2 separate regions of the Homo sapiens genome follow, and region 1 is linked to region 2. Evidence: chromatin loops called from intact Hi-C (ENCODE). Cell type or tissue: psoas muscle. All regions are shown on one strand. Links, peaks and the distances in the headings refer to the core of each region. The heading gives the core; the rest is flanking DNA. Region 1 overlaps SLC25A43 (solute carrier family 25 member 43). Region 2 has its middle 46 kb from the start of SLC25A5-AS1.

Evidence for each region. Peaks named below come from ENCODE experiments on the same cell type or tissue, not always from the same donor. Only the 100,000 strongest peaks of a DNase experiment are listed, where the experiment ranks them.
Region 1: it touches region 2 in a loop (2.4-fold over the local background); 18 of 110 quality-filtered maps call a loop at or near these places.

Annotation. Positions count from the first base shown.
Region 1 is chrX:119,404,467-119,419,566 of GRCh38, reverse strand. It overlaps SLC25A43 (solute carrier family 25 member 43), which reads right to left. Exons shown (of 5, transcript NM_145305.3): 2 at 12,866-13,107; 3 at 9,205-9,377. Among named protein-coding and RNA genes, the nearest start is that of SLC25A43, 13 kb to the right of the region's middle. In psoas muscle, for the core only: no CTCF peak of the experiment used is centred there; a DNase peak (open chromatin) is centred at 8,916.
Region 2 is chrX:119,507,949-119,523,048 of GRCh38, reverse strand. No RefSeq gene overlaps it. Among named protein-coding and RNA genes, the nearest start is that of SLC25A5-AS1, 46 kb to the right of the region's middle. RefSeq lists a silencer at 10,229-10,523. In psoas muscle, for the core only: a CTCF peak has its summit at 6,591; no DNase peak of the experiment used is centred there.

The sequences.
Region 1 (15,100 bases), core at 6,247-11,246, 110 kb after region 2:
AGAGGGGATGAGCACCCTGAGAGGGAATGAATGAAGTGACTGTGTCCAATTCAACAAAGGTAACCCGAGGTGTCGAGCATCTCTATTTGAGTAGGCTGGGGCCTCTGTTTATTCACTGACCATGTATATTCTGCTCAGTCAGCTGTACCACTCGGATACCACCTTTGTCCTTCATCTTATGTGCTTTCAGTTCAAATGCTGACCTGGCCCAATCCTGCTTACCTTGTGAGCTGTGATGGGGTCAAAGTCCACTGGGGTATAAAGCAACAGGCTCACACTTGGTTTTATATTTGATGAAATGGAGACACCTAATATGGGCAATAGGGGAGGGTGTCAGGCAGAGTTGTGGGGGGACCGAGCATGTGTCTGGTACCTCCCTCCTGATCCTTTCAGAAGGCCTGCCAGATTCCAAGGCTCCTACATTCTCAGCTGCTCCCTGGATTTTCAGGGCAGTATTCCCCAGCCTATCTCCCTCTCTTCTTCACATGCACCTGTGCAGAGAGCCATTTTCTCAGGACTCCCTGGTTCTTATTCGGGGTGCACAGATTAATCAGATGAATTCATCTCTGTCAATATTTTACCCTTCCTACTTGTTCTCTCAATACACTAAGTTCTGCCATCTCTTCTGGCCCAGGCCCTGGGCTAGGTGTGGGAGATAGACAAAAAGGCCAGGCTATACCTGGAAGGGCTTGAGCTAAGATGCACTGAAGCGTGGAGAAGGGGATTTCAGGCAGGGTGGTTGGGGTCCGTGAAAGCACACCAAGTTGGGGGCACCTCATTCCATGTGTGCACAGGCCTGACCCACCCCCCTTCCCACCAGAAGCCATTCTATCAAGACATGCACATGCATAATTTATTTACCTCTCCATTCTCTAGCATGCCAGCCAGGAGCCAAGGCAAGAAAAGGAAAAAGGGATAAAATGAGTGTAAGCATGGTGAAGGAAGGGCTCAGCTGGTTAAACAAGACTTCTGATTACTGTCATTATGTTCAAAAGAGTTCCAACCTGATGTGCCATTAAATGGGCTGTGTGTGTCTAGAGAAAAGCATATTAAGAGAAAGAAACATCCAGACAAAGGGGCCAGTCAGTGCAGGGATCGAGAAAAATTCCCTGTGTAGCTCGTTATCCAACAGACACCTGCCATTGATTTGCTTCATGACAGGCAGTGCAATGGGGAAAGCCAATGGAATGCAAATGTTGCCATTAAGTGTGCTCAGGTCAGAGCAGCCCAGTGGCCCTGCAAAGGTCCCTCGTTACTTATTCTGCTGGCAAACCCTGCCTGCTCCAGCGAGGACAGACTGTTATTAAAGCCCTCTCTTCTTGGTGAATTTGGAGTGTGTGCTTTGTAGGACAAGTAACAGTAACAACAAAACCAACAAGTTTAGCATTAGCCTGTGGTTTCTAGGCCTCTTATTCTCCAAACCAAAGATGGATTTCAAGCAGGGATTATGAAGTTGTTAACTGGACAGAGATCACCGAACTTCAGGCTCCAATCAGGTGATGCTCAGCTACTCTCCATTTACTGCAGTGACATCTAATGGCCAGAGAAGCCCAATGCCATGTTTGCATTTAAAAGCAGCCTGCAGTTCTGTCTTGGGGGTGAATTTTTTTTTTAACATAGGGTGGACAAAGTATTAGTATGTTTATTAACCCCTGCAAAATAACACTTTCACTGAAACCCTAAAAGTTCACTTCCTATATCTTTGGATGACATTTATATTGTTATTCATAATTACATGTTGATCCTATTTTGTGAAAACAGTGCAATTACCTCTTTGGATTTTTTTTTTTTTTTTACAACCATCATGACTTTGCATCTATTTGAAACTTCTTCTTATGCTCTATATATGCATTATTTGGAAGGCTCCCATACGAGGAAAAAGATGATCAGGATTACCCCCAAATACCCACTTCTAGTGTATCTTACCCCAGTTTATAGTGGGTTGTTGTGGTAGGGGTATAGAATGCAGATGGTGTAGAATGCGGTGTTGGCTGGATTCTCCCAGATGAGGTCACTGTTCTAGCTCTCAGGAAGAGAAAGCAAAACTAAGGTTTATGGGGAAGACTGGGACCCTTACCCGTCCCATTTAGATGTCATTGAACTTCATCTGAAACCTTTTTCTTTTCTTTTCTCTTTTTTTTGAGACAGAGTCTCGCTCTGTCACCCAGGCTGGAGTGTGGTGGCACAATCTCAGCTCACTGCAACCTCCGCCTCCCAGGTTTAAGTGATTCTCCTCTCTCAGCCTCCTGAGTAGCTGGGACTACAGGCACGTGCCAACACACCTGGGTAATTTTTTTTTTTTTGTATTTTCAGTAGAGATGGGGTTTCATCATGTTGGTCAGGTTGGTCTTGAACTCCTGACCTCAGGTGATCCACCCGCCTCGGCTTCCCAAAGTGCTGGGATTACAGATGTGAGCCACCGCACCTGGCCTGAAACCCTTTTTCACGGACTAGCCCTACCCCTTGAGGCTCAAGGCCCTGGTTGTTTTGGACTGGCCCACTATGGGGAGGAAGCTAAGCTGGCGAAGCCTTGAACTAGGCATGAAGTGGCTGAAAGTGCTGGAGAGATGCCCCTGGCAGTGAGAAATTCTTAGGACCAGGATTTTTAAAAAATGAATAAAACACTTACAGTATATCATACTTCTTTCCTACCCTACTTCTCCCCAGATTTTTTAAGAGAAACTATTTTTTTGTTTGTTTAGAGAGAGCATAATTTCCCTTTGAAGAAAACAACTTTTCTAAGGTTTGAACCAGATGAAATTGCTGTTTGAATGATGTCAACAAAGTTGAATATTGGTAATTTCATCTGGTTCAAGCTAAAGAAAGAAGATTGAAAGTAAAGGAGAGACATACTGTGTCTCTGAATAAAAGATGAAATATTTTACATAAATTACTCCAAGTGTATGGGTTTTACATAATTCCAATCATAATCACAAGGTAATTCTAAAGTTATCAGGAAGAACAAATGCCCGAAAATAATCAAGGAAATGTTGAAAAGAAAAACAATGAGGAGGGCTATATTCCACTAGACATTAAAAGGTGTTTTTTGGCCGGGGACGGTGGCTCACGCCTGTAATCCCAGCACTTTGGGAGGCCAAAGCGGGCAGATCATGAGGCCAGGAGTTCGAGACCAGCCTGGCTAACATGGTGAAACCTTGTCTCTACTAAAAATACAAAAACTTAGCCGGGCGTGGTGGCACATGCCTGCAGTCCTAGCTACTCGGGAGGCTGAGGCAGGAGAATCGCTTTAACCTGGGAGGCGGAGGTTACAGTGAGCTGAGATCACGCCACTGCACTCCAGCATGGGCGACAGAGCGAGACTCCATTTCAAAAAAATTAAAAAAAAAAAAGGCATTTTTCTAAAGTTATGGTCATTAAGATAGAGACCCTAGAATAGATATAAACATTTAGTATGTGGTGAAAGCTGCAGCACAAAGTAGTGGAGAAAAGAATTATTCAAAAAATGGTGCTTAAACAATTGGTAAACTATTAAAAAAAAAACTTAGATGACTGTTTCATATCATGCACCAGGAAAATTCTTTTTTTTTTTTTTTTTTTTGAGATAGGGTCTTGCTCTGTCACCCAGGCTGGAGTGTGGTGGCACAAATACGGCTCACCGCAGCCTCTACCTCCAGGGCTCAAGTGATCCTCCCTCCTCAGTCTCCCAAGTAGCTGGGACTACAGGTGTGCACCAGTTACAGGTGTGCCCAGTTAATTTTTGTATTTTTTATGGAGACGGGTCTCACCATGTTGGCCAGCTGGTCTCGAACTCCTAGCCTCAAGTGATCCTACCTATCTCAAACTCCCAAAGTGCTGGGATTACAGGCAGGAGTCACGGCACCTGTGCACCAGGTAAATTTTTTTTTTTTTTTGAGACTGAGTCTTGCTCTGTTGCCCAGGCTGGAGTGCAATGGGATGATCTCAGCTCACTGCAACCTCCATCTCCTGAGTTCAAGTGATTCTCTTGCCTCAGCCTCCTGAGTAGCTGGGACTACAGGCACGCACCACCACACCCGGCTAATTTTTGCATTTTTAGTAGAGACAGGGTTTCACCACGTTGGCCCGGCTGGTCTCGAACTCCTGACCTCAGGTGATCCGCCCACCTTGGCCTCCCAAAGTGCTGGGATTACAGGTACAAGCCACTGCACCCTGCCACACCAGGTAAATTCTAAATGTATTAAAATGTTAAGTGTAAGGCTGGGCACAGTGGCTCATGCCTGTAATCCCAGCACTTTGGGAGTTTGAGATGGGTAGGATTGCTTGAGTCCAGGAGTTTGATACCAGCCTGGGCAACATGGCAAGTCTCTGTCTCTACAAAAAATACAAAAATTAGCTGGGTATGATGGCCAGGCACGGCGGCTCACCCCTGTAATCCCAGCACTTTGGGAGGCCAAGGCAGGCGGATCACGAGGTCAAGAGATTGAGACCATCCTGGCCAACTTGGTGAAACCCCGTCTCTGCTAAAAATACAAAAAAAAATTTAGCTGGGTGTGGTGGCACGTGCCTGTAGTCCCAGCTACTCAGGAGGCTGAGGCAAGAGAATTGCTTGAACCAGGGAGATGGAGGTTGCAGTGAGCCGAGATGGTGCAACTGCACTTCAGCCTGGCAACAGAGCCTGACTCCGTCTCAAAAAAAAAAAAAAAAAAAAAAAATTAGCTGGGTGTGGTGGTGCATGCCTGTAGTCCCAGCTACTCAGGAGGCTGAGGTGAGAGAATCACCTGAGCCTGGGAAGTCGAGGCTACAGTGAGCTGAGATCGCACCACTGCACTCCAGCCTGGGCAGTAGTGAGACCCTGTCTCAAAAAAAAAAGAAGCCAAGTGTAAAAATCACAACTAAAAAAGTATTTAAATAACATATAAGTGAATAGTCATAGGATCATGGGATAGAATAGGCCTTTTAAGCACAAAAGCAAAGTCAGAAACAGAAGATAATACTAATAGATATAATTAGATAAAATTCTAAAAATATGTACAACAAAACATCACCACTCCAGCCCGGCCAACATGCTGAAACCGTGTCTCTATCAAAAATACAAAAATTAGCCAGGCATGGTGGCAGGTGCCTGTAATCCCAGCTACTTGGGAGGCTGAGGCAGGAGAAATGCTTGAACTGCTACTGCACTCCAGCCTGGGCGACATAGCGAGACCCTGTCTAAAAAAACAAAACAAAACAAAAACCCACCACCACCACCAACACATAAACAGCATTAGAAGCCAAATGTCAAACTGGGAAAAATATATGAAATGTATGACAAAGGGTTAATATCTTTAATATATAAAGACTTCTTACCAATGAATAGAAAAAGTTGAATATTCTAGAAAAATAGGGCAAGGACATAAATACAAAACTTACAAAGAAATACAAAGGGCCAGTGCAACCTTGCTTATAATCAATCAAATTAAAATTAAAATGATGGGATACTATTTTTCAGCTATTAGGTTCATAATGATTTAAAAAGTGACAATTAATATTGATAATTAATATCAATGAATATTGAGAGTTTAGAAGCTGAGCCACTGCTTTAGTGCTGGTGGAATTACAAACTTACAACCTTTCTGGAGTGCACATTTCATGAAGAGTCTTAGAATTGTTCATATTTTGTGACCTATAAGTCAATTTCTAGGAATATAGCCTAAGGATATCATCACAGATATGAAAAAATGCAAAGGTTTTCATTACAATGTTAGTATAACTCAAGAATTAGAAAAAGCCTAAATATTAAAAAAAGGAGAAATTGTTACATATTTTTGGCACATCCATATGGTGGAATATTATTTGATAATTAAATACTTAATGGCCCAGGGAAATACCCATTATATAATAAGTGAAAAAAGGATACTAATTTTTTTTTTTTTTTTTTGAGATGGAGTCTCGCTCTGTCGCCCAGGCTGGAGTGCAGTGGTGCAATCTCGGCTCACCGCAACCTCCATCTCCCAGGTTCAGGGGATTCTCTTACCTCAGCCTCCCAAGTAGCTGGGATTACAGGCATGTGCCACCATGACCAGCTAATTTTTGTATTTTTTAGTAGAGACGGGGTTTCGCCATGTTGGCCGGGCTGGTCTCAAACTCCTGACCTCAGGTGATCCACCCGCCTCGGCCCCCCAAAGTGCTGGGATTACAGCCGTGAGCCACCGCGCCCGGCCTAAGGATACTAATTTTTATATACAGTGTGAACACAATTTTGTAAAAGAAATAACCTTATATATCTTTATATGTGTGTGAGTGTGTTTATGTATATATATGAAGGTCCATAGAAGGAAAACTATTAATCATTATAATCCATGGGTGTTGGGCTATGGGTAATTTATTTTCCTTTTTGCACTTTTCTGTATGTCCCAAATTTTCTACAACTTATGTGTATTACTTTTTTTTCATTGTGGTCAAATATACATAAAATGAACCATTTTAACCATTTTAAAGTATATGTGCATTACTTTTTTTTTTCTTTGAGACAGGGTCTCTCTCTGTCACCCAGGCTGGAATGCGGTGGCAGGATTATAGCTCACTGTGACCTCGACCTCTTGGGCCCAAGTAATCCTCCTGCTTCAGTCTCCCAAGTAGCTGGGACCACAGGTACACACCACCATGCCCAGGTAATTTTTTATTTTTAGTAGAGACAAGGTCTCGCTATGTTGCTAAGGCTGGTCTCAAACTACTGGGCTCAAGTGATCCTCCCATCTTGGCCTTCCAAATGTGCATTATTTTTAAAATTAGAAATACTTAAAAAAAAAAGATAAGCATGCACTAAGCAGACTTTACATTTAAGCAGAAAAGCAAAGTCAGAAACAAACAAACAAAAAAGTAATAGATATAATTAGATAAAATTCTACAAATATGTACAACAAAGCACCACCACCAACAACACATAAATAGCACTAGAAGCCAAATGTTGGCTGGGCCCAGTGGCTCATGCCTATAATCCCAGCACTTTGGGAGGCTGAGGCGGGTGGATCTCTTGAGCTCAGGAGTTCGAGACCAGCCTGGTCAACATATAGTGAAACCCCATCTCTACCAAAAATACAAAAATTAGCTGGGTGTAGTGGCACATGCCTGTAGTCCCAGCTCTTGGGAAGCTGAGGCAGAAGAATCGCTTAAACCCAGGAGGAGGAGGTTGCAGTGAGCTGAGATTGTGCCACTGCACTCCAGCCTGGGTGTCAGAGTGAGACTCTGTCTCTCAAAAAAAAAAAAAACACCAAATGTCAAACTGGAAAAATTGTGTGAAATGTATGACAAAGGGTTAATATCTTTAATATATAAAGACTTCTTACCAACGAATAGAAAAATTTTGCACCTATACTACCATTACAATGATGCGACAATTATCTGTTTGGACAAGGACAGGAAAGGAATGCAACCCAGACAGATGAAGTTTCAGGGAGTGGAGTGGCAGCTTTGATAAGCACCTTCAGGCTGTTTAGTGCTGAGGTAAGCGATGGCCCAGGGCAGCCGGGACTACTACAGAGGGAAAGCGGGAGCGGGGAGGGACATTGAGCAAGCGAGGACAAGTTAGAGTCACAGGGGAAAACCAAACTTGGCTGGGACTGCTCATTTAAACTTGGATTCAGCTGACCCCAAATTAATTTCTATAGAGTTCTTCAGGAATATATTGCTTGTATAAATCAGGGTTTGCCCAGAAGAGGCCATGGAGACAGCCTAGCCTATGGAAGTGGAATTTTTTTAAAAATTTTTATTTTTAGTTCTGTGGTACACGTGCAGGATGTGCAGGTTTGTTACGTAGGTGAACATGTGCCATGGTGGTTTGCTGCACCTATCAACCCATCACCTGGGTATTAAGTCCAGCATGCATTAGCTATTTTTGAATTTTAAGGGCCTGAGCAGGGCTAAGAGAAGATACAGCACCTCAGCCCTGCTAGGATTCTGGGCCTGCCCCCACTGTACAGATATAACTGTTACCCACCCAACCTTATTTGAACTAGTCTGATTTTTCTTTGATCAAAATTGGCTTATTCTAGGCTAAGACAATTACTCACTTTGGAACTTCTGATTCTAGGATTTTGCCTCAGTGGTCTCACTAAGATGCCGCCTCATTTTTTTTTTTTTTTTTTGAGACAGAGTTTTGCTCTTGTTGCCCAGGCTGGAGTGCAATGGTGCAATCTTGGCTCACTGCAACCTCTGCCTCCCGGGTTCAAGTGATTCTCCTGCCTTAGCCTCTCGAGTAGCTGGGATTACAGGCATGTGCCACCACAACCAGCTAATTTTGTATTTTTAGTAGAGACAGGGTTTCTCCATGTTGGTCAGGCTGGTCTCGAACTCCCGACCTCAGGGGATCCGCCCACCTCGGCCTCCCAAAGTGCTGGGATTACAGGCATGAGCCACCGTGCCCGGCCTGATGCTGCCACATTTTAAATGCAGTTCCTTCCTCAGCGAGGGAGTCAGGGATGCTGGACCCTTGTTAGCTACAGTTCCTAGCTTATGTTGGTCCTATCCAGTCTGCTTCACTGAGGTAAGGCACAGTGAGGAAACCAAGAGTGGCATCCTTGCTGTGGAGGCAGCAAGGACAGGGAGCATTAGCAGGCTGCATTTCATATTCTACTCTCTGCTGGTCTTGGAGGAAGGAGAGCCACAAGTGATATAATCAGGAAGTCAGGAAAGAAAAGAGAAGCCTCATCTGGAGGCTTCTTTTTTTTCTTTCTTTCTTATTTTTCTTTCTTTTTTTTGAGACATAGTCTTTCTGTGTCACCCAGGCTGGAGTGCAATGGCGCGATCTCAGCTCACTGCAACCTCTGCCTCTCAAGTTCAAGTGATCCTCCTGCCTCAGCCTTCTGAGTGGCTGGGATTACAGGCGCCTGCCACCACGCCCAGCTAATTTTTGTTTGTTTAGTAGAGGCGGGGTTTCACCATGTTGGCCAGGCTGGTCTTGGACTCCTGACCTCAAGTGATCCACCCGCCTCCGCCCTCCCAAAGTGCTGGGATTACAGGCGTGAATCACCGCCCCTAGCCTGGAGGCTTCTTAAAAGACCAAAAAACAGAGGATGGGAATGAGGAGGCAGCCGGGGCTCAAGCCAACAGCTCTGAGGTTAGCAGCAGAAATGCCACAGAGTGGGGGTTTGCACAGTATTTATGAGCAGTCAGAAGCTCCTTGGAAACCTGGCATCACTTGGGGTCAGTGTTCTTTGCTGTTATTACCCGACCACAAACACTACAAAGCATTCCACCCCCTACCCCACTCTGATAACTCCTCACCTGCATCTTTCTCTTCACGGTCTCAAAGGGAAAGGAGAGGGTCTGGGTCACTGCAGCAGCCAGACAGACATTAGCAAAGTTCTGTGGGAGAGAGAACTGATCTCGGGGTCCGTTCCAGATTTTCTCCAGGTTCATGTAAACAAGAAGGGAGCCAGCAGAGAACGGGAGAGCACCTGCAAAACAAGGCCAGGGAGAAGCTGCTGCTGTCTTGGGAAAACACTGGCTTGAGAACATAAATTCCTGGGGGGATTCCGGGGAAAGAAAACAGGAGGGGCTCTGGGGTTGCTAAAATCCCTCCAACCCAAGGAGCATGAGGGAACTTTCTTGAGTGCGATAATGTGCTATATTTTGGTAGGGGTTGTGTCATTTGTCAAAATGCATCAAATGGTTCACTAAAGGTTTGTCCACTTTACTGGATGTAAATTGTACTTTAAAAAACAACCATACGGCTGGGCGTGGTGGCTCATGCCTGTAATCCCAGCACTTTGGGAGGCCAAGGCGGGAGGATCACCTGAGGTCAGGAGTTTGAGACCAGCCTGGCCAACATGGTGAAACCCCATCTCTACTAAAAATACAAAAAGTAACTGGGTGTGGCGTTGGGCACCTGTAATCCCAGCTACTTGGGAGACTGAGACAGAAGAATCACTTGAACCCAGGAGGCAGAGGTTGCAGTGAGCTGAGATCGCACCACGGCACCCCAGCATGGGTGACAAGAGAGAAACTCCATCTCAAAAAAAAGAACCATACACAAATATTGAACTCTAGTTAATGACACACATGTTGAAGGGTTTAGGGGTGAAGTGTATTGATATTTGCAAGTTACACTGAAATCATTAAAAAAAAAAAAAAGGTGGGCTGGCTGAGTACAGTAACTCACGCCTGTAATCCCAGCACTTTGGGAGGCCGAGGTGGGCGGATCACTTGAAGTCAGGGGTTCGAGACCAGCCTGACCTCGTCTCTACTAAACTCCATCTCTACTAAAACGGAAACTCCATCTCTACTAAAAATACAAAAAGTAACTGGGCGTGGAGGTGCGTGCCTGTAATCTCAGCTACTTGGGAGGCTGAGGCACGAGAATCGCTTGAACCTGGGAGGCAGACGTTGCAGTGAGCCGAGATTGCACCACTGCACTCCAGCCTGGGTGACAGAGCAAGATTCTGTCTCAAAAAATAAATAAATAAATAAATAAATAAATAAATAAATAAAATAAAAATGGACTGATGAATGGCTGGAGGGATGAATAGCAAAATGTTAATTGTAGCATCTAGATGGTCCATGGATGTATACTCTAGATTTCTTTTAATTTTTCTAGATGTTTGAAGCTTTTTTTTAATGTTCGGGGAAAAAATCACTCAAGTAAAAAAAGCCAGTGGGCAGCACCTCATTATGTTTTGGAGGACAGGAGGGACTGATCTCTAGCTGAGAAGGAAACATTTTATGAAAACTGGAAAGTGAGAGACTCTCGATGGTGAGGGAGGTCACCTGACTTCACCTTTGGGAATGACATGGTCATATCATGGCCCAGTGGGCACCCTACACTGTGTGGCTTCCTCACCTTTCTAAGAACTGAGATGGTGAGTAAGTAATATAGTAGGTGGCACTTTCACAAACTTCCAGAACCTTTAGGAGCCATCTTTAGTTTACAGAGGGACTAAATTTCTCCCTCAAAATGAAATTTAAAATAGGGGATAATACAAGTGAAATTGCTTATCTTTAGAAAAATGTAATGTTTATTTAATTGGCTCACCAACCTTCCATTTACCTTCATTCAGAAAATGTCTGGAAAGCTTAGGTTATGTGCCAGGCCCTATGTCAGGTGCTGGGAATCGAAAGAGGAGCGGGCTAATTTCTGGAGATGCTCATCATCGAGGAGAACAGACAGCCAGGGCAAAGTCAGTATAACACCCCTGATGTGTGCCACAACAGGGGGGCTATATGAAATGCATTAGGTACACAAGGATCAAAGGGATTAATTTTGCCTGGGGGAGTCAGGAGGGACTTGATGAAAGAGAGAACTTTTGAACTGGGTCTTGAGGAATAAATAGGAGTTCATCAGACTTTGACAGAGTGGAAAGGCAAAGGGAATAGCATGTATAAAGGGAGTGGTATTTCCAGGAAATCCAAGTTTTTCTGAAGGGCTGGAGCATGAATGCAGGTGGAGGTATGGCAGGAGATGAGGTAGGACAAACTGGCAGGGGCCAGGTCTGAAGGATCTAGAATGTCCTAAGGAATTTGGGCTTTCTCCTGTAGCTCAGGAGTCGCTGAATACTTTTTAAGGAGAGCAGTGAAATGAGGGCCGTGAAACGATGAAATTGCACGTGGAGAGATCACCTCAGCCGGGCAGCAGTGCACGGGGAAGACTGGGGCAGGAGATACCAAGAGTGGAAGCAGGTAGGAGCCAGAGTCTGTGGGAGACCCTGAGAGTCTGAGTTGTAAGGACCTGTGGGAAAGAGGATGAGTCAAATCGACGGGACTTGGTGATTCAAGTGGGGGTGGAGTGAGAGGAGAAGTTGAAGTGATCCCTAGGCTTTTTTTTCTGGCTTGGGCCACGGGGTGAAAGGAAGGTAGTCTCATTCATTAGGGAACACAGGAGGAAGAGCTAGTTTGAGACCAACGAGGACATCAGGGTTAATCTTGAATTTGATGTGCCTAGGGAGCATGGAGGTGAAGGTGTCCAACAGCAGGGACTCATACTACCATTGGGAATTGGTGTCAGTCAGGGGCTAACAGAGGGCTCTGGAGTTCTATTGCTAGTTTCTCCTGCTTTCTATCTATGTGGACTTGGGCAAGTCACTTAGCTTCCTGAAGCATCTATCTCCTCATCTGTAAAATAAGGCCTCATGAGAAAGCGCATGCAATGCATTTGGCCCAGTACCCAGAACATGGTAAGTACTTCCCCCCAAAAGTTGGCCATTGTTACTAAAGAGGTAGAGAATAAGGGTCACAGAATACACTGACGCTTGCTTAAGCCACTAGCATAGATGAGGCCACCTAGGGAGGGTTTGGAGGATGAGAAGCAAGCTAAAGGGGAGGGTAAAAAGAAAGCTAAGGAAGGAGCCCAGGGGAAGAGCAACATGTAGGGGCTGGCAGTATCAGACGACCCAGATGGGCCGGATAAGTCAGATAAGAAAGAGCTGCCAGAGAGATGGGAAGACACCCAGGACTTGGAGGGGTCCTGGAAGCCAAGTTTCCAGAAGAAGGGGTGGTCAACCTTATCAAATGCTGCAACCAAGTTCAGATAAAGGGAAAAAGTCTACTGGATTTTGCAATTGGGCCATAAATGTGTAGCTCTGGCAAAGGTTACAAAGACCCCAGAAGACACAGTTGCTACCCTAGTTGCCCTCATGGCATATCAATGTGTATGTACACTGAATACTCCTTCTGCAGTCAGATGGAGAGTGGTTAGAATTGCATTCTTACCAGTTTGCTGAGTCACCTCCACTTTCTGGTCTACTCCCCTCCCGGGGATGTAACTGGCCAAAGTTTAGGAGTGGAGTGTATGGCTATGGAATAGAATGAAGCTAATTGCCTCTATGTAGGTTGAATCCATATAACCTTGATCTCAGTAAAACTGATTTAGTGGCTCACAAAGGTATACAATACATTTGTAATTTCAGAGAACATAGCCTTTTCTTGGACAAGGTGAAAAGGTCCATCTTACCTACAACAGTGAGGGAAACCCCTCGATAAAGGGCAAGGAACCCTTCCTGTTGGTAAATAGTAGAAAAAGCATGGAGGAGCCCCCTGTACGATGGTTCCAGTATGTTCTGCATGATCAACCGGGTTTTGATGAGGTCTGTAGGATATGTTACAATGGTGGAAACCATGCCTGCGAGACTCCCAGCCATGATGGAGCTCCACTGGGAAATGTGGCCCAGGTCATCTGTGAACAGCACAACAAATCTGGGAGAAAATAGGGGGAAAGGCCAGAGAAATCAACTATGGATTGTGCTAGAGTTCTCTCCACTAGTTCTTGAAATATTTTCCAGCATTTCAAAGTACTTTACAAAGTGAAAAGTTACTATAGTACTATATAAGCATTCATGAATAATACATTTACATTTTTCTATATTTATATGATGCTAGTTGGCTATAAGAGATGCCTAACTTTCTTAATTTACATCTATCCCAAGTCCTTCCCACTTAAAGCATTTTCTACTTTTATCTACATAATTGTCAACACTGGCTTGCCTGTGGGGTGTAAATGCACAGAAGTACCTGGTAAATACCAACTGGAGTGCAGTCTTTCAGTTCTGTTGAAACTTAAAAAGGAACAAAATTTCTTCAAATGATAACTTCGAGCATCTCAGTAATTACGTTTTTTTTTTTTTGAGGCAGAGTCTCACTTTGTTGGCCAGGCTGGAGTGCAGTGGCACGATCTCGGCTCACTTCAACTTCCGTTCCCCAGGTTCAAGCAATTCTCATGCCTCAGCCTCACAAGTAGCCGGGACAACAGGCGCACGCCACCATGCCCAGCTAATTTTTGTAGTTTTAGTAGAGACGGAGTTTCACCATGTTGGCCAGACTGGTCTCGAACTCCTGACCTCAGGTGATCCACCCCGCTCGGCCTCCCAAAGTGCCCAGTTCTGGGCCGGGTGCGGTGGCCACTCTATCGCCCACGCAGAAGTACAGTGGCATGATCTGGGCTCACTGCAACATCCACCTCCCAGGCTCAAGAGATCCTCCCACCTCAGCCTCCTGAGTAGCTGAAACTACAGATGTGCGCCACCATGCCTGGCTATTTTTTTTTTTTTTTTTTTTTTTTTTGTAGAGATAGGGTTTCGCCATGTTGGCTAGCCTGGTCTCAAACTCCTGGGCTCAAGTGATCTGCCCGCCTCAGCCTCTCAAAGTGCCGGGATTACAGGTGTGAGCCACTGTGCCCGGCCTATCTTTTTAAAATGAGAGCATCCCCAGTTCCTTAGCCTTCAAACCTCCAGTGAGGAGGTGCATTTCCTGTTCTTTCAGTTGCCCATAGGCCAGGGGCTGCTGCATGAGAAATAAGAGTGGGCATTCAGGTGAAAGCATTTAAGGGGTTCTAGGCTAGCTCTTTTGCTTTCAAGTAAACACTCACTGATTAAAAACATCTTCAAGCTGTAGGAGTCTTGACTTCATTTTGTCAACCTACCTTAGCCGCATTAACTGAAACAGTCATTTGAGTTAATCAGCTGCTTTTAAACATACAGGGAAGTAAAGGTGATGTGGTGCTATGATACATACATTGGTTTTCACCCATGGTTCCTGGCTCCTAACTTCCCTAGTCCTTGTTATAATGTTGGGGCACTTTAGGTCTCAGGAAACAGAATCTTTCTCTCTTTGACCTTCTCCTGCCCTCCTTTTACCTGCCCAAGGTAGGACTCTAATCTGATTGTGGGTTAAAAGATCCTCATCCCAGAGAGGGTCCTGCCCCATACCCTAGAGCAAACTTGTCCAACCCACAGCCCACAGGCCGCATGTGGCCCGGGATGGCTTTGAATGTGGCCCAACACCAATTTGCAAACTTTCTTAAAACATTATGAGATTTTTTTGCAATTTTTTTTTTTTTAGCTCATCAGCTATCGTTAGTGTTATTGTATTTTATGTGTGGCCCGACAATTCTTCTTCCAGTGTGACCCAGGGAAACCAAAAGATTGGACACCTCTGCCCTAGAGAAAGGAACGCTGCATAGAGGCCAAGAAAAGTCTGAACAGACAGGCCTTGCTGGGTTTAGATCATGTGCTTTTCATCCAGTCACATTTCTACATGGTTGTCAATCATGCCTCTGTAACAAATCTTCCATAAAAACCCGAGAGGACAGGGTTTGGGAACCTTCTGGATGGCTGAACATGTGGAGGTTCCTGAAGGGTGGCGTGCCCAGGGAGGGCATGGAAGCTCCACACCCCCTGCCCCTTACCTCACC
Region 2 (15,100 bases), core at 4,284-9,283:
TGCTGGGCACTGAGAGAATGAGGGAGAAAGGCAGGCCTAGGTCTTACCCTCAGGGAGCTTGTAGTCTCTGCGAGGAGAGATTGATGAGGAAACAGGTCTGTAGGATCTGCTGTTCTGATACCCCTGGCGGGAGTGACCACGCTTGTTTGGTTCCTGTGCTGCTTCTGTTCCTGATGTGAGACTCACTCACAGCTGTTTGGTTTCCCAGCTTCAGAATGGGAGCTGAAAGGCAGGCCCCACAATCAGAAATGGCTCCCCTACTCCTGTTTGGCCTCTTTGATCCTGAACCCAAGAAAGGTGTCCCTACAACCTGTTGGCTTCTGCTCTGAAGCCCAGAACCCAGCCCAATATGGAGCCCACTCACAGCCTCCCGGACCCCCAACATGGAACTCATCATAACTTGATGGAATTGCCTGTTGACTACTCAGGGGCCACTCTAGAATGTAAACACCTTGAAGGCAGAGATCATGTCTGGCCTGTTCACTGCTCTATTGCCAGTAACTAGCCAAGCCTCTGGATCACACTAGCTGCAGAAGACGGTGGTTCAGAGCATGGGTGCTGCAGGCCTGACTGCCTGAGTTTGAGTCCCAGCTCTGCTGATGAAAAAAGAATGGTTAGGAATCACAGATCTGGTCCTGAAAATGTGGGAGGCATCATAGCATTATGGGAAATGTACATCCTTACTATCAGATCGCCTAGATTTGCGTCCTGGCTCTGTCACTTACTAGCTGTGTAACTGGCCAAGTCGCTTAATCTCTCTTGTGCTTCAGGTTTCCTGTGTCTAAAATGGGGACAATAGTAGTACTCATCTCATTATGGTTTTGTGAAAATTAAGTGAGTTGATATTTGTAAAGTGCTAACTTAGTACAGTGCCTGGCAGATAACTGCTTGGTAAGGAAACAAATGCTAAATACCGTCCGGGCGCGGTGGCTTACGCCTATAAATCCCAGCACTTTGGGAGGCCAAGGTGGGTGGATCACCTGAGGTCAGGAGTTGGAGACCAGCCTGGCCAACATGGTGAAACCCCGTCTCTACTAAAAATACAAAAATTAGCCGGGTGTGGTGGCGGGTGCCTGTAATCCCAGCTACTCGGGAGGCTGAGGCACGAGAATCGCTTGAACCCGGGAGGCAGAGGTTGTAGTGAGACAAGATCATACCTCTGCACTCCAGCCTGGGCAACAGAATGAGACTTGGTCTCAAAAACAACAATAACAACGAAAAACAGGCCAGGCGCAGTGGCTTACGGCTGTAATCCCAGCACTTTGGGAGGCCGAGGTGGGTGGATCACAAGGTCAGGAGTTCGAGACCAGCACGGCCAACATAGTGAAACCCCATCTCTACTAAAAATACAAAAATTAGCCAGGCATGGTGGCGCACATCTGTAGTCCCAGCTACTCAGGAGGCTGAGGCAGGAGAATCGCTTGAATCTGGGAGGTGGAGGCTGTGGTGAGCCGAGATCATGCCCCTGCACTCCAGCCTGGGCAACAGAGTGAGACTCCGTCTCAAAAAACAAAACAAAACAAAAAAAAACCAACAACAAAAAACAAATGCTAAATACCATCTGTTGACAGAATGAATGAACCGCAAATGTGGTTTTCCCCGACCTATTCTGAGTTCAAATGTGAATCTCACATGTCTTTCCTGCTGAGCGCTCTGGAGCAGCTCAAATCTGAATGTCTGGTTGGGGAGGCCAAACCACAGCACCCACCCTAGATGCCCCCAGAGCAGGTTTCCACCTGTGTCCACTTGTATCCTTTCCTGACTGTACTTCCAGTTCTGGCCATTGTTTGGGGAGCCCTTGGCATCACCAGTTTTCTTTTTATTTTTGTGGGTGCATAGTAGGTGTATATATTTATGGGGCATATGGGATATTTTGATATAGGTATACAATGTGTAAAAATCACATCAGGGTAAATGGGGTATCCGTCACCTCAAGCGTTTATCCTTGTATTACAAACAATCTAATGACACTCTTTTAGTTATTTTAAAATGTACAATTAAATGATTGGCTATAGTCACACTGTTGTGCTATCAAATACTAGATCTTATTCTATTTTTTGTACCCATTAACCATCCACACTTCCCCCCCCACAACTCCCCACTACCATTCCCAGCCTCTGGTAACTATCCTGCTACTCTCTCTCTCTCCATGAATTCATTTCTAGCTCCCACAAATAAGTGAGAACATGTAAAGTTTGTCTTTCTGTGCCTGGCTTATATCACTTAACATAATGCCCTCCAGTTCTATCATGTTATTGAAATGACAGGATCTCACTCTTTTATGGCTGAATAGTGCTCCATTGTGTGTATGTACCACATTTTCTTTATCCATTTGCCTGTTGATGGACACTTAGGTTGCTTCCAAGTCTTGGCTTTTGGGCATCACCAGTTTTTATTTGCTCTGCCAGGGAACTTGATTTCCCTCCCTGTTTCTGGAGTTGAAGCACTATGCCCTGCTCTCTTTGTGAACAATCTTTGAGCTTATCTTCTCTGGACCAGGGCTGGGCTAGCCCAGTAGAGACCTCATCCTGGTGCAGCAGGAGATGGCATGGACATAGTATGTTGGGACAAATATGAGGTCACAAGTGTCAGGTTACAAAGCCAGGTTACAAAGCCCTAGAGCATTCTGAACTTCAGCTGTGAGAGTAGCCTAAAGCACAGGGGGTGAGCTCTCCCAGGGGAAGCAAGGGGTATGATGAGTTGGGTGGGGTCTAGGCCAAATTGCTTCCCGAGAGCGTGCTAGCCTACACAATAGAAGCTCTTAACCTGGGCTCCATGGGCTTCAGGGATGAGCTTCAGGGAGTCCCCAAGCTCCTTGAAATTAAATATGTTCTGTGTGCTTGTGAACAGATGGGCATTTTTCTGGGGAGAGGATTTGTTGATTTCACCCAATTTTCAGAGGGACCAATGAAAAAAGAATGGTTAGGAATCACTGGTCTAGTCCTCAAAATGTGGGAGGCATCATAGCATTAGGGGAAATGTACAGCCTTACTATCAGATCGCCTAGGTTTGTGTCCTGGCTCTGTCACTTACTGGCTGAGATCTTAAGTAAGTCATGTTACCTCTTTGTGCATCCATGTCCTCATCTATAAAATGGGGATAATAGAAGTACCTGCTTTATAGAGTTCTTGAGAGGAAGAAAGGGGTAATATGAGCACAAAGCCCTTAGTAGATTGTCTGGAACATGGTAAGGTAGGTATCCTTGGAGATTCAGAAGATCACCAAGATCATCAATACTTTTTCTGTGCATGTGTACTGTGAAAGTTGTCAGAATCAAAATGGAGTCACTTTTATATTTTTTAAAAAGCCCTGACACATAGAGCTAGGCAAGGCTATGTAAGAGAGGATTCTCACACTTGTATGATAACAAGACTATCACAAAAAACTCCACAAAAACCACAACCTTGCACAATGGCCATTGCAACCTTACACAAAAAATACTTCTGGCCGGGCGCAGTGGCTCACGCGTGTAATCCCAGCATTTTAGGAGAGCTAGGCAGGTGGATCACCTGAGGTCGGGAGTTCAAGACCAGCCTGACCAACATGGAGAAACCCCATCTCTACTAAAAATACAAAATTAGCCAGGCGTGGTGGCGGGCAGCTGTAATCCCAGCTACTTGGGAGGCTGAGGCAGGAGAATCACTTGAACCGGGAGGCGGAGGTTGCAGCAAGCCGAGATCATGCCATTGCACTCCAGCCTGGGCAACAAGAGCAAAACTCCATCTCAAAAAAAAAAAAAAAAAAAAAAAACACACACACACACACAGACACACACACACAAAATAACAAAAAAAAACTTCTGCAAGGACATCTGCCCAGCAACTGCCTGTCCAGCCTCAGACTGGCATCACCCTTGTTATTGATCTTTGTAGCCAAGGATAATCATTTCAAAAACAATTATATAATCCTCATTTTTCCTTTTTTTTTTTTGAGATGGAGTTTCGCTCTTGTTGCCCAGGCTGGAGTGCAATGGCGTGATCTTGGCTCACCGCAACCTCCACCTCCCAGGTTCAAGCGATTCTCCTGCCTCAGCCTCCCAAGTAGCTGGGATTACAGGCATGCGCCACCATGCCCAGCTAATTTTGTATTTTTAGTAGAGACGGGATTTCTCCATGTTGGTCAGGCTGGTCTAGAACTCCTGACCTCAGGTGATCTGCCCGCCTCGGCCTCCCAAAGTGTTGGGATTACAGGCGTGAGCCATCACGCCTGGCCCATTTTTCCTTTAAAAGCCTTTGTCTTCCTTTACCTCCCTGAATATGCACATAGTTTACTATGGTGTTATTATTCCCATTGCAATGCCCTATTCCCGAATAAATGTCATTTTCTATTAGAGAGTCTCTTTCTGTTATTTAAGTTGACAGTACATGTGTGTCTTTCTGAGATAGGGGGTAAAGGACTGGGGAACAGTAGTTGGAGCTCCTGGGATTAGTGCCTCGTGGTCAGGCAGGCTGGTAGAAAAGAGCTGTAAGATTATACTTGCTGGAAGTGTTCCACCGTTGGAGGCTGTGGGTATCTCCAGCTGTTCTCTAAAGTTGGGCTGGAAAGAGTACCGACTCCCCTCATATCTAGAGTGATTTTTATTTTTTTTTGAGACAGAGTCTCACTCTGTAGTCCAGGCTGGAGTGCAGTAGCATGATTTTTTTTTTATTATTATACTTTAAGTTCTAGGGTACATGTGCACAGCATGCAGGTTTGTTACATATGTATACATGTGCCATGTTGGTGTGCTGCACCCATTAACTCGTCATTTACATTAGGTATATCTCCTAATTAGTAGCATGATTTTGACTCACTGCAACCTCTGCCTCCTGGGTTCAAGCGATACTCCCACCTCAGCCTCCCGAGTAGCTGGGATTACAGGGGTGCACCACCACGCCTGGCTAATTTTTGTATTTTTAGTAGAGATGGAGTTTCGCCATGTTGGCCAGGCTGGTCTCGAACTCCTGGCCTCAAGTGATCCACCCATGTCGGCCTCCCAAAGTGCTGGAATTATAGGCGTGAGCCACTGCACCCGGCCCTAGAGTGATTTTAAGGTACACCTGGTTAATTCCTCCTAAAGAGTTTCCCTATAGGTCTTCCATCCTTTATGTCCTAAAATTTCTACAATTGAAGTCACTTGGGCACCAAAGCCTTTGTTGAAATGTATGTTCGGTGACAAATCTGTGCAGGGAGGCCGAGTGAGGCCCCATCATGAATGTTGATTTTATTCTTGAACTGGACATTTCATTTTTTCCCCTAAGAACTGTATTGCTGGCCGGGCGTGGTGGCTCATTCCTGTAATCCCAGCACTTTGGGAGGCTGAGGCAGGCGGATCACCTGAGGTCAGGAGTTCGAGACAAGCCCAGCCAACACGGTAAACCCTGTCTCTACTAAAAATACAAAAAGTAGCTGGGCGTGGTGGCAGGCGCCTGTAATCCTGGCTTCTCAGGAGGCTGAGGCACAAGAATCACTTGAACCCAGGAGGCGGAGGTTGCAGTGAGCCAAGATCGCACCATTGCACTCCAGCCTGGGCGGCAAGAGGTGAAACTCCGTCTCAAAAAAAAACAAAACGAAAGAACCGTATTGCTACTGCTACTATGAACATGGTTGTTGCTTGCTCATAGTTACTCTGGAATAACAAGCTGGTTTCGTGAGCAAGGCACGGTTGGTTACCTAGCCTACACTTTAGGCCTAGTGAATTCTCATTATAACTGCTCCCCCTCATGTGGGGGACCCTTTCTTCACAGAACAGTGAGACATTGTTTTTGAATGATCATCCACATAATTCCTGTATGGATTTTAAAAGCCGATTGTTTAATTGGACGGTGTACTTGTCTATTGTCACTCTAGTACCTGATGAACCACCTGTTCTATATTTCGTTATTATAGCAGTGTTTTTTTTCCTTGAAGCTTCAAATTTCGTTTTCCTTTGTAATTTTCTACATTTTGTATTTGCCTGCTAATTAGATTTAATCCTGATTTTTATTTGTCTACTTGTAGACAAGTGTTTATCTTCTTTATTGTCAGGCCTGAAGTCATTTTCTAATTGGTTTATAATATTTTAATATCCACACAGTTTTGTTTGCCACTAGCAAGATTGTCATCATTAGCATCAGCAACGATTGTTGTAGCGAAAATTGTAATTATATACTGAAGGCCTTGAATTTAGGCCTGGTTCAGGAAGTAGTTTAGGTAAAAAGTTGCAGAATTTAGGAACACGGTCTCACAAAATATTCTCCTCTAAATAATATAGACATTTCCTCATAAAAACTAACAAAAATCCATAGGAGGAAGGACAGATATCCAAGTGACCAAGAATGACAGAGCCTTGAAATCGCGACACTGTTTGGGCCTGCTAAAATGATTTTTTTAGTTTCAACTAAGACCCTAACATCGCTTGGCAATCCTATTGTATGTCCCTGGTCAGCGCATCTTCAGTGTCCTGAAGCAGCCATTTCATCATCATTTCACTCTCCTCTAGCCCCCAACCCCAGCTAGCCCCCTTTTCATCAGAAAGATTGGTTTCCATCTTCACGGAGCAAAATTGAAGCCAACAGCGTGAACTTCAGCCTCACACCAACTGGGCTGCAGATTCAACTCAAATGCAATAGCGCCCCCTTCCTCTCTATAGGAGACACTGCAATGTGCTTCCCTGATCTTCACAACAGAAAGACTCAGTGCCTAACAGTAGAGAGCCCTCAGCTGGTGGACCCCTTTGGGGACAGCCTCAGCTGAAGAAACCCACTTTGCCCAAGGGCATGCCTCCTTCCCAGGACAGCCTGTGTCCAATGAATGACTGATGTGGGGATATAAAGGCCTGGCCCCCTTGTCTCCACTCTTAGCTTCAGAGCTTCCCATAGGTCTGGCTGAGGCCTTTGTTGAATCTGCATTGCAGCCCAATGTCTCCTTTCTCCAGTCCTGCTTCCATTCCTTCCTTTCCACGCGTGATGATCCCAAGAGTACTCCCTAAGAAACCTCCTGCATGCTAATCTCCATCTCAGAGTCTGCTCAGCAAATCCAACCTGCACCACCCTCTCCCCCTCCCCTAACTCCCTCCTCCTGCCCCAGGCTGACACCCACCTCCCCCATGTATTCAGTTCAGTCCTCCTCACTTCCCCTTGGACTTTGCTCTATTACTTACCTCCTCTCTTTCCTGAAGCCTCAACCTTCCCCTCTTTCTCCATCTCTCCTCCTCAGCATGTACATTTGAACTAATGCCTTCAACAAAAACCTTTGACACAGAGCCTACTTCTAGCTTTCATTCTTTCCTCCCCTTCACAGTCTAAGCTTCTTGAAGAGGCCTACTGTGATCTTGCTTCGGTCTCCATCACTGCTGAAATGGTTCTCCTTTTTCAGCCCTGTCTTATTTGACTTCTATGTGAGTGTGGCTCCGATGGCCATCCCCTCTTCCCTTCATTTCTAGGACACTTGGCCCTCTCCCACTTTCTTTTCTTTCTTTTCCTTCCTTCCTTCCTTCCTCCCTCCCTTCCTCCCTCCCTCCCTCTCTCTCCCCCTCTTTCTTTCTTTCTTTCTTTCTTTTTTTCTTGTTTCCTCACTCTATTGTCCACGCTGGAGTGCAGTGGTGCAATCTCGGCTCATTGCAGCCTCCGCCTCCTGGGTTCAAGTGCTTCTCCTGCCTCACCCTCCTGAGTAGCTGTGACTACAGGTGTCCATCACCACGCCTGGCTAATTTTTGTATTTTTTGGTAGAGACGGGGTTTCGCCATGTTGGCCAGGCTGGTCTCGAACTCCTGACCTCAAGTGATCCACCCGCCTGGGCCTCCCCAAGTGCTGGGATTACAGGCGTGAGCCACTGCATCTGGCCCTCACCCACTTTATTTTTTTATTTTACTTACTTTATTTATTTATTTGAGACAGGGTCTTGCTCTGTCACCCAGCTTGGAGCACAGAGGCTGGAGTGTAATGGTGTGATCATTGCCTGCTACAGCCCCAAATTTCCGGCTTCAGGCAATCCTCCCCGCTCTGCCTCCCAATGCACTGGGATTACAGGTGTGAGCCACTGTGCCCTACCCATGAAACACTTTTATATCCGACTATTAGACACCCTACGTTCGTGTCTTACAGGTATCTCAAACCCAGTGTATTCACAATGGCTCTTGTCTTCATTCCCTGCTTCAAACTGGGTCCTCCCTGTGTTCCCGGATTCAGTGAATGCTACTGTGTATCTGGTTACTCAAGCCAGAAAACAGATTTCTCTCAGCACAATCTCTCTCCCTTCTTACTTACTTCCCAACAACCAAAGTAATTTGGTGGCACGTGCCTGTAGTTCCAGCTACTCAGGAGGCTGAGGCAGGAGGATATCTTGAGCCCAGGATGCCAAGGCTGACCTGAGCAACATAGCAAGACTCCATCTCAAAAAAAAATGTAATTTGGATCATGGCATTCTTCTGTTTAAGATGCCCCAGTGGCCCCCTGTTGCCTTTATTTATTTATTTATCTATTTATTTTTGAGACGGAGTCTCACTTTGTTGCCCAGGCTGGAGTGCAGTGGTGCGATCTTGGCTCACTGCAACCTCTGTGTCCTGGGTTCAGGCGATTCACATGCCTCAGCCACCAGAGTAGCTGGGACGACAGGAGCCTACCACCACGCCCGGCTAATTTTTGTATATTTGTAGAGAGGCGTTTCGCCATGTTGACCAGGCTGCTCTCAAACTCCTGGCCTCAGACGATCCACTCACCTCAGCCTCCCAAAGTGCTGGGATTACAGGCGTAAGCCACCGTGCCTGTGGCTGAACTATTTAATAAATGATGAAGTATTGAATAAAAACCCCTTCAATTGGCACCCCTCTCATGTGGCCCTTGCCTGTCTGGTTCCATCGCCCCCGCCCCATCTAGCACTTTATATTCTAGCACAACTGGGCTACTTGAAGTGCTTTGAACATGCTTCATTTTGTCATGTCTTGGGGCCTCCTTTGCATATGTTCTTCTCTCTGCAAAGCTGCCTTGTTCCTCCCTGGTTACTCTTCCCTCCCCCACCCCTTATTTAATCTTCAGGTGTCTTTACAAGTGTCCCTGACTCTCTGAGGTTGACTTAGGCCCTCGCACTTCCTCTCCTCTTTACAGACATCCACTGGATCTCTTGCAGCCTATCCAGTGCCTCTCTTTCTGTGTCTGTCTTTCTATGAGACTGAGTTCCTTGAAGGCAACAGTTTCATCCTGTAATCCCACGACCTGGCACAAGGTTTGGTGCTTGGTTGCCACTTATTAAGTGCTTGTTGGATGAATGAGTCAGTGGAGTGCAAGTAGACAGCAGGAGAAAAGGAAACGAGGTTTGACGGGAGACAGGAGGCTCTTTGGTATCTGACAGACCCAGATTATCCCAAAACACAATCTGCTGTGATCTCTTAATTTCTCTGCATTACAAAAGAAGCACAAAGGATCCAGAGCCTGTGGAACCCTGCCTTGTGCCTGGGCCAGGCATATAAGACCCTTGCCCAACTGTGCAATGATGGTTTCTACCTGTGTCTATGGACTCTGTGGGTGTCTAAGAGGTAGGGCCACCCACCCAAACGTTTTGTTAACTGACTTATATGGAAAGAGGAGAAAGAGAATCCTGACAATGCTCACTGCTTCTGCAACTGCTTGTATAATACAGTCACATCTGTCAACCCCACGTGCTGCAAAAAGATTCCAGGAATCCTGAGATGTTGCTGCTCTCAGCCTTTGGGGTAGCTGGGCTGAGCCTGGGGCAGCTCTGGCCACAAGAAGCCTCCTTCTTTGTGCAACACAAATACCATTTTCTGTGTCTGCTGCAGACTTAAAAAGGTTAATGAGCACTGTTGGATAATATCTAATCATTCTGGTCAGGTACTGCAATTTTGTGAGTGCCCACCTGGGACCTTGGCATCTTGAATTTACCCATATATTTCCCCCCAATTAAAGCCTTTTCTCGGCCGGGCGCGGTGGCTCACACCTGTAATCCCAGCACTTTGGCAGGCCGAGGCGGGCGGATCACGAAGTCAGGAGTTTGAAACCAGCCAGACCAACATGGTGAAACCCCATCTCTACTAAAAATACAAAAATTAGCCAGGCGTGGTGGCACGTGCCTGTAATCCCAGCTACTCAGGAGGCTGAGGCAGGAGAATTGCTTGAATCTGGGAGGCGGAGGTTGCAGTGAGCCAAGATCGTGCCGCTGCACTCCAGCCTGGACAACAGAGCGAGACTCTGTCTCAAAAAAAAAAAAAGTATTTTCTCATGTTTTCAAGTAGGACAGGGATATTTGTTTATTCCCCATTGTATAGGTGAGGAAACCAAGGCGCAGCGAGGTCAAGAGACCAGCACACTCCAGCATTGTCAGAGACAAATCAAACTGAGGAGCTGGCTGAAGCCCGCACCCTCTGAGGCTGTCCAGCTGCAGTGCATTTACACTCTGCCCACAAGAGGTCAGTAGGTTCCACAGGAGCAGAGCTGGCTACAGGGAGGCCCGCACAATGAAAGGTGGAGCCATCCTCCCTGAGAGCAGCCCTGGTTACTGGCTGCACAGCAGCTACCTAGAAGGAAATCCTTCTAACAACAGGTTTTCCAAGAAGTCCTTCTTCCAGGGGTGGACCAGCGGTTGGGGCTGGCCAACGGTGTGTATCCTGGGAGGGCTGTGGGAGTTCCCAGGGGCAGCTGCTTTATTATATTGCAATCCTCAGGGTTTGATAAGCTATTTGTGGAGGGCGGTGTCTGTAGATGGGGCAGCTGGCGTGCTTCCATCTGCCTAGAAAGCTGCAACCATCTCCACGGTAATAACTGGAACCAAAAATATCACACGGCTGTCTGCTAGGCCAGAACGTTCCTGTCTGTCTGCTCTCTGGAGGCTGAGGGTGGAGGAGACTTAAAAAGCCATATATTGCCGGGCACTGTGGCTCACGCCTGTAATCCCCACACTTTGGGAGGCCGAAGTGGGTGGATCACTTGAGGCCAGGAGTTTGAGACCAGCCTAGGCAACATGGTGGAACCCCGTGTCTACCAAAAAAGACAAAAATTAGCTGTGTGTGGTGATGCACGCCTGTAGTTCCAGCTACTGGGGAGGCTGAGGCACGAAAATCACTTGAACCCGGGAGGCAGAGGTTGCAGTGAGCAGAGGTCATGCCACTGCACTCCAGCCTGGGTGACAGAGCAAGACTCCATCTCAAAATAAAATAAAATAATAAGATATATATATTTCTATATATTTCTATATATATATTTCTATATATAGAAATATATATATTTTTATATATATATATAGCATCCCCAAGATTTAGAATCAGACAGACCTGGGTTTGAATCTTGATTTTTCTTCTTATTAACTGTGACCTCAGGCAAGTGGCTTAACTTCTCTAGGCCTCAGTCTCCTCATTAATAGAATGGGGAATAATAATACCTGCTTTTCTGGCTGTTCTGAGGATTTATTCACTCATTTGAAAGATAGTGGCATGCCTGTCCTACAGTTGTTACTAGGTTCAGGGGATACAAGAGATTCAACGCCTGGCACATAGTAAGTGCTGAATTAATGATAACTTGTTTTTGAAGGTCATGCCACGAATTTGGACTCAAAATAGCAGGCAGTTGAAAGCATTCTGAAAAGAGAAGTAGTAAGAAAAAAACACTACTTTTTTTTTTTCTTTCTCAGGCAGGGTCTCACTGTTGCCCAGGCTGAGTGCAATGGCACAATCATAGCTCACTGCAGCTTCGACCTCTTGGGTTCAAGCAGTCCTCCTGCCTCAGCCTTCCAAAGTGCTGGGATTACAGGCGTGAGCCACCATGCTCAGCAGGAAAACAATATTGAAGAGGCTTCACCCCTACCTGCAGTGTAGAGGCAGGATTGAAAAATGCCAGCCTTATCATTTTCATAGAGTTGTTCTGAACATCATAAAATAGGGCAGAGCAAGAGGCCTAAGACTAATAAATAGTCGGGAGTTGAACCCATATTGCAACTGGGGACAGGGACTGCTCCTAAAATCATAGGGCCACAGTCTGCCTCTCCCCTGGGAAGCAGCAAGGGGAAGGAGGGGCTGAGAAGAAGCCTTCTGTCTGCTCACTGGAAGCTGAGGGGCTTCATTTTGCCGATCACCTGGCCTGTCTTCGGGCAGTGGTTTCGGGATGTGGGAAGAAGGTGTGGGCGTGCATATGCAGCAGTGAGGATGTTTGAAGGATGTGAGAACACAAGAACATAAAATGCCACCCTGTGGCTGAGCCATGGATTCCTCTGACTCAGACAAGGTCATCATGGAACATGAAGACCCAAATGTCATCTTTGAGTCCTTTGGTAAACTATCAGGTGTGAGTTTATCCAAAGCTTTCAGAAATTGCAGTATTTCTTTTCACCCTGCCTCACCAATTGGGATGTTTTCCACACGTTTTCGCTTCCATTTAAAGATAAGTTATTTTATTAAAAACATACCTCTCTGGAAGAGCTCTACAAGGAGAACTACAAAACACTGCTGAAAGAAATCATAGATGACACAAACAAATGGAAACACATTCTATGCTCATGGATGGGTAGAATCAATATCGTGAAAATGACCATACTGCCCAAAGCAATCTACAGATTCAGTGCAATTCCTATCAAAATACCAACATCATTTTTCACAGAATCAGAAAAAATCCTAAAATTCATATGGAACTAAAAAAGAGCCAGAATAGCCAAAGCAATCCTAAGCAAAAAGAACAAATCTGGAGGTATCACATTACCGGACTTCAAATTATACTACAAGGCTATAGTTACCAAAACAAAATAGTACTGATATAAAAGTAGTTACATTAACTGGGCGCGGTGGCTCACATTTGTAATCCCAGCACTTTGGGAGGCCGAGGCTTGTGGATCACCTGAGGTCAGGAGTTCGAGACTAGGCTGGCCAACATGGTGAAACCTCATCTCTACTGAAAGTACGAAAATTAGCCAGGCATGGTGGTGCGTGCCTGTAATCCTAGCTACTCAGGAGGCTGAGGCAGGAGAATCACTTGAGCCTGGGAGGCAGAGATTGCGGTAGGTCAAGATCACGCCACTGCACTCCAGCCTGGGCAACAGGGAGAGACTGTCTCAAATAATAAAAATAAAATAAAATAAAAGTAGTTATATTAGACCAATGGAACAGAATAGAGAACCCAGAAATAAAGCCAAATACTTACAAACAACTGATATTTGACAAAGCATACGAAAACGTAAGTTGGGGAAAGGATACCCTATTCAATAAATGGTGCTGGGCAAACTGGCTAGCCCCATGTAGAAGAATGAAACTGTATCCCTATCTCTCACCTTATGCAAAAATCAACTTGAGATGGATCAAAGACTTAAATCTAAGACCTGAAATCATAAAAATTCTAGAAGAAAACCTAGGAAAAACTCTTCTGGACATTCTTTGCCTAGGCAGGCAAAGAATTTATGACTAAGACCCGAAAAGCAAATGCCACAAAAACAAAAATAAATGGGACCTAATTAAACTGAAAAGCTTCTTGCACAGCAAAAGAAAAAATCATCAGAGTAAACAGAACCCACAGAATGGAAGAAAATATTTGCAAACTATGCGTCCAACAAAGGAGTAATATACAGAATCTACAAGGAACTCAAACAAATCAGCAAGAAAACAAATAAACAAATAATCCCATTAAAAAGGGGGCAAATGACACGAAGAGACATTTCTCAAAAGAAGATATACAAACGGCCAACACACACATAAAAAATGCTCAACATCACTAATCATCAGGGAAATACAAATTAAAACCATAATGAGATACCACCTTACCCCAGCCAGAATGGCCATTATTATTATTATTATTATTGAGACAGAGTTTTGCTCTTGCCCTCCAGGCTGGAGTGCAGTGGCATGATCTCGGCTCACTGCAACCTCTGCCTCCCGGGTTCAAGCGATTCTCCTGAGGCTGAGGTGTGCGGATCACCTGAGGTCAGGAATACAAGACCAGCCTGGCCAACGTGGTGAAACCCCATCTCTACTAATGATACAAAAATTAGCCAGGCGTGGTGGCAAGCACCTGTAATCCCAGCTACTTGGGAGGCTGACACAGGAGAATCACTTGAACCCGGGAGGCGGAGGTTGCAGTGAGCTGAGATCGAGCCATTGCACTCCAACCTGGGTGACAAGAGCAAAACTCCATCTCCAAACAAAAAAAGAAAAAAAAAGAAAAAGAAAAAGAATGAAATAATGTCTTTTTCGGCAACTTGGATGGAGCTGGAGGCTGTTATTCTAAGTGAAGTAACTCAGGAATGGAAAACCAAATACTGTATGTTCTCACTCAGAAGTGAGAGCTAAGCTATCAGTACACAAAGGCATGTGGAGTGGTATGATGGACACTAGAGACTCAGAAAGGGGAGGGTGGGAGTGGGTGAAGGATAAAAAACTGTAAAATGGATACAATGTATACTACTTGGGTGATGGGTGCACTAAAATCTCAGAATTCACCACTATATAATCCATCCATGTAACCAAAAACCACTTGTACGCCAAAAGCCATTGAAATAAAAAAAATTAAAACAATAAAAAAGGTGAAAAAAAAAGAAAATAAAAACACACCTGTCCAAGCTAGGTGTGGTGGTGCATGCCTATAGTCCTAGATACTCAGGAGGCTGAGGGCGGAGGATTATTTGAGCCCAGAAGTTCGAGGTCAACCTGGGTGACATAGTGAGATCCCATCTCTAAAAAATAAACCAATCAACAAACAACCCCTTCCCCACTTGCCACAAAACACACCTTTCCCAAAGAAAGTATATATACCAGAAGAAATAATGCCCTTCTTCTGGTATGTAAGAATTCCCGGCCGGGTGTGGTGGCTCACGCCTGTAAATCCCAACACTTTGGAAGGCTGAGGCAGGCGGATCACGTGAGCCCAGGAGTTGGAGACCAGCCTGGCCAACAAGGTGAAACTCCGTCTCTACTAAAAATACAAGAATTAGCCGGGCGTGATGGCACACGCCTGTAGTCGCAGCTACTCTGGAGGCTGAGGCATGAGAATCGCTTGAACCTGGGAGGTGGAGGTTGCAGTGAGCTGAGATTGTGCCACTGCACTCTGGCCTGGGGAACATAGTGAGACTCTGACTCAGAAAAAAAAAAAAAAAAAAAAAAAGGATTCCTTCCAGGAGTCTGTTAGCAGTTGCCCTCAAGACCAGCAAAACTGGA